2 separate regions of the Homo sapiens genome follow, and region 1 is linked to region 2. A link is an interaction called in ENCODE POLR2A ChIA-PET data of the cell type or tissue named here. Cell type or tissue: MCF 10A. All regions are shown on one strand.

The links. Peaks named below come from ENCODE experiments on the same cell type or tissue, not always from the same donor. Only the 100,000 strongest peaks of a DNase experiment are listed, where the experiment ranks them.
Region 1: POLR2A ChIA-PET joins it to region 2 with 5 read pairs; 3 of 35 experiments call an interaction of 5 or more read pairs at or near these places.

The regions. Positions count from the first base shown.
Region 1 is chr4:128,783,449-128,785,948 of GRCh38, reverse strand. No RefSeq gene overlaps it. Among named protein-coding and RNA genes, the nearest start is that of JADE1, 25 kb to the left of the region's middle. In MCF 10A, no CTCF peak of the experiment used is centred here; no DNase peak of the experiment used is centred here.
Region 2 is chr4:128,522,978-128,525,477 of GRCh38, reverse strand. No RefSeq gene overlaps it. Among named protein-coding and RNA genes, the nearest start is that of LINC03140, 46 kb to the left of the region's middle. In MCF 10A, no CTCF peak of the experiment used is centred here; a DNase peak (open chromatin) is centred at 977.

The DNA of each region.
Region 1 (2,500 bases), 260 kb before region 2:
GAGGTTGCAGTGAGCCGAGATTACGCCACTGCACTCCAGCCTGGGCAACACAGCAAGACTCTATCTAAAAAAAAAATAAAAACAGCTGGGTGCGGTGGCTCACATCTGTAATCCTAGCACTTTGGGAGGCTGAGGTGGGCAGATCACCCGAGGTTGGGAGTTCGAGAGCAGCTGACCAACAAGGAGAAACTGCGTCTCTACTAAAAATAGAAATTAGCTGGGCATCCTGGCACATGCCTGTAATCCCAGCTACTGGAGAGGCTGAGGCAGGAGAATCGTTTGAACCCGGGAGGCGGAGGTTGTGGTGAGCCGAGATCACGCCATTGCACTCCATCCAGCCTGGGCAACAGGAGTGAAATTTTGTCTCAAAAAAATAAATAAATAAAATAAAAACATACAGAATAGGCTGGGTGCGGTGGCTCAAGCCTGTAATCCCAACACTTTGGGAGGCTGAGGCAGGCGGATCACCTGAAGTGGATAGTTCGAGACCAGCCTGACCAACATGGAGAAACCTTGCCTCTACCAAAAAAATACAAAATTAGCCTGGCGTGGTGGTACATGCCTGTTATCCCAGCTATTCGGGAGGCTGAGGCAGAAGAATCACTTGAGCTCTGGAGGCGGAGTTTGTGGTGAGCCGAGATCGCGCCACTGCACTCCAGCCTGTGCAATGACACTGAAATTCTGTCTCAAAAAAATTTTTTTAAATAAATAAATAAATAAATAAATTTACTTAACCTACTTTAAGTATTTTATCTGCATTTGTAAACTTAAAGTAATTAATTTATTTTGTCAAGTACTTCAGTTGTATGACTGACAAAAATTCCTTTTCAAGTATTTATGTGATTCATATATATGCAATCGATTAATCTTAAAAATATGTTAATTTTAGGTTCTTTTAAATGTCTAATATTACATTTACATTTTGAAATATTTCCACTTAAAATCACAAATGTAAGTCAATTACTTAGATCATATGTTTTAAATAAGTACTACACGACTAATATATTTTTCTTTTTTCTTTTCTTTTTTTTTTTTTTTTTTTTTTTTTTTGAGAAGGAGTCTCGCTCTTTCGCGCAGGCGGGAGTGCAGTGGCGCGATCTCGGCTCACTGCAAGCTCCGCCTCCCGGGTTCACGCCATTCCGCCTCCCGGGTTCACGCCATTCTCCTGCCTCAGCCTCCAGAGTAGCTGGGACTCCAGGCGCCCGCCACCACTCCCGGCTAATGTTTTTTTGTTTTTTGTTTTGTTTTGTTTGTATTTTTAGTAGAGACGGGGTTTCACCGTGTTAGCCAGGATGTTCTCCATCCCCTGACCTGGTGATCCGCCCGCCTCTGCCTGCCGAAGTGCTGGGATTACAGGCGTGAGCCACCGTGCCCAGCATGTTTGATTTTCTTAATCATTTCTATATTTAATTGTCAACCTACCTAGGTTTAAAATACATATTGCTTTAAGCCGGGTGTGGTGGCTCACACCTGTCATCCCAGCACTTTGAGAGGCCAAGGTGGGCGGATCACCTGAGGTCAGGAGTTCGAGACCAGCTTGGCCAACATGGTGAAACCCCATCTCTACTAAAAATACAAAAATTAGCCAGGCATGGTGGTGCGTGCCTGTAATCCCAGCTACTCAGGAGGCTGAGGCAGGAGAATCCCTTGAACCTGGAAGGCGGAGGTTGCAGTGAGCTCAGATCGCACCAGGGCACTCCAACCTGGGTGACAGAGTGAGATCTGTCTCAAAAAACAAACAAATAAAATAAAATAAAATAAAACACTTATTGCTTTAAAAAACAAAAGATTTTTCTCAAATTCTTTTGAATATACCTTCCAAAGCTGGTATTGCACGAAGTCTAGAGCCACATATTTCTACGGGGGCCAAATGCGGTAACTGACACGTGTAATCCCAGCACTTTGGGAGGCCAAGGTGGGAGGATCACTTGAGTCCAGGAGTTTGAGACCACCCTGGACAACATAGGGAGACCCCATCTCTACAAAAATTAAAAATTAGCTGGATGTGGTAGTGCTCGCCTGAGATCCCAGCTATGTGGGAGACTAAGGTTGGAGGATCACTTGAGCCCAGGAGGTTAAACCTGCAGTGAGCACAGCACCTTAGCTTGGACCATAGAGGAAGACCTCGTCTCAAAACAAACAAACATAAACAAATACCTAGGGAATTCTGTTCATAACACCACTACCAGGAGATGAGTTCCTTTTACTCTTAATATGACATGAACTTTAGAACTTAAAAAGGAGTTGTAGCCAGCCTCCAAAATAACCCCCAGAGATTCTCTCACACCTCATAGTCACTCCCTTGGGTGGATACTTCCACTCTGAACAGGGCTGACCTGGAAAATCAATAAGACAGTGTGGAAATGATGTAGAGTGACTTCTGAAGCTAGGTCATCAAAAACATTTCTACTTCTACCTTGCATGCTCTTGGATCATTTGCTCTGGACGAAGCCAGCTACTCATGCACTCCTGTGGAGCAGTCATGTAGTGAGGAACTGAG
Region 2 (2,500 bases):
GGGAGATGACAAATACTTAAATTTTTTTTTTTTTTTTTTTTTTTTTTGAGACAAAGTCTCACTCTGTCACCCAGGCTGGAGTGCAGAGGGCAATCTCGGCTGACTGCAACCTTTGCCTCCAGGGTTCAAGTGATTCTCCTGCCTCAATCTCCTGAGTAGCTGGAATTACAGGCGTGCACCACCACACCCAGCTAATTTTTTGTATTTTTAGTAGAGATGGGGTTTTACCATGTTGGCCAGGCTGGTCTCAAACTCCTGACCTCAAGTGATCCTCCCGCCTTGGCCTCCCGAAGCGTTGAGATTACAGGCTTGAGCCACCGCACCCGGCAAATACTTAAAATATTAGGAAGCTTGATCACTTACAAGGAGCAGCTCATCTGGGAATACACTTCTCATTCACCCTAAATTCCAGAACTTCCCTCAGCCCTTAGGATCACGCTTAACTTGCCAGGCAGTGAAGTTACAAGGAGGGGGTGGTCGTGGGGTAGGGCCCATGGAACAGTCAGCCTGTGCAGGTGAAAAGGGGGTGACTTCAGAGGACTCTGCCACTCTATCACTCAGGTTCCCTAGAATGGCGGTCTCATGGGATATTGTCAAGTGAATGTTTCTTTTTTTTTTTTTGTAGGAAAAAGTTGACTCTTTAGGACAATGAAGTGATTCTAAATATGGTGAATGTACTTTTTCTTTTTCTTTTTTTTTTAAGTTGGAAGTCATCCTAGCAGTTAGTTGTTCTTTGAGATGGAAACTTTATCCTCATAATTTAATTTACTTGGACTGCACAGGAGTTTTCGAATTAAACATTGTCTCTAACAGTGTTACTAGTGAATTTACCATTATTTCAAGTTTAAAATGCAGCTTTGCCCACAGACAGCCAAGACAAACCCAGGACGGCCAGCTTTAGCCAGCCTGGGCCAGCCAAGGCCCTCCTTCTCCAGTCAGGAAGTAGATGCTGGAATGCCTATGCCTGGGTCACTGCGTTAGGTCCACCCATAACTCTTAAACAGGGCTGACTCAGCTGCTAGCAGGGCGAGGCCCTGAGTGGGTGCCAAGCAGACCTTGTTGTTCTCCTGCTTGTGCCCCGTTCTTTCTTTTTTTAAAAAATTTTCAACTTTTATTATAGATTAAGGGGTATGTTCCACGGGTATATTGCATGATGCTGAGGTTTGGGGTACAAATTAGCTGTCACCCATGTAGTGAGCATAGTACCTATCACAATACTTTTCAGCCCATGTCCTCTTCCCTCCCGCCTCATCTAGCAGTCTCCAGTGTCTACTGTTCCCATCTTTATGTCTATGTGTATTCAATGTCTAGCTTCCACTTATAAGCGAGAACATGTTATTTGGTTTTCTATTGTTGCACTAATTGGCTTAGAATAATGGCTTCCAGCTCCATCCATGTCACTGCAAAGAGCATGATTTCATTCTTTTTTATGGCTGTGCAGTATTCTATGGCATATATATATATATACCACATTTTCTTTATCTAATTCATGTTGATGGGCACCTAGGTTGATTCCATTTCTTTGCTATTTGTACTCCATTCTTAAGGCCATCCTGGCATTATCCTAGGCCAGGCTCCGCTTCACTTTTCTTTTATGGGACAACCAAGCAATCCAGTTGAGGAACCCCTTACATTTCTGACAAATAGGAGAAACTGGTAAACTGTCTGAACCAATTCCCATCAAGGCCACCCTGATGCAGAGCTGATTCTATCATGTTTGTGTGGTACAAAGGTAGATTTGGGCCAAAACATAGAATATAAGCTCTGTGAAAGTAGATGCTTGTGTGCATTTTATTCAGTTCTGTCTCCCGAGGCTCAGAACAACACCTGTCATATAATAGGAGCTGGACAAGTATTTGGTGGAGGTAGTGCTGATCCAGAGGGGATGATGAGAGTACAGACCAGAAGGAACCAGGGCTCGGCAACATGGGCCTGGGCCTCATGAGCTAGAAATGGAAGAAGGGTAGCTGAACCTGGTGGAATTCAACACTCATTGCGGGCTTTTAAAAAACCAGATCATCAAGGTAAATCCTACCTTATTAGTGTTTTTTCATTAATTCAGCAAACATTTATTGAGTACCTGTGTTGTACTAAGCACTGTCTAGCTGCGAGGCACACCACAATGAACAAGACAAAAATCCACGTCTGCAAGAAGTTTCCATTCTAGTAGGGAAGACAGGCAATAAACATGCAGGTATTTTGAAGAATTTTAAGTGTGAAGAAGAAAATAACCATTAAAACAGATAGATGCCGGGTGCGGCGGCTCACACCTGTAATCCCAGCACTTTGGGAGGCCGACATGGGCAGATCACCTGAGGTCAGGAGTTCGAGACCAGCCTGGCCAACATGGTGAAACCCTGTCTCTACTAAAAATACAAAAATTAGCCAGGAGCAGTGGTGTGAGCCTGTAATCCTAGCTACTCAGGAGGCTGAGGCAGGAGAATTGCTTGAATCCTGGAGGTGGAGGTTGCGGTGAGCCGAGATCACCCCACTGCAGTCC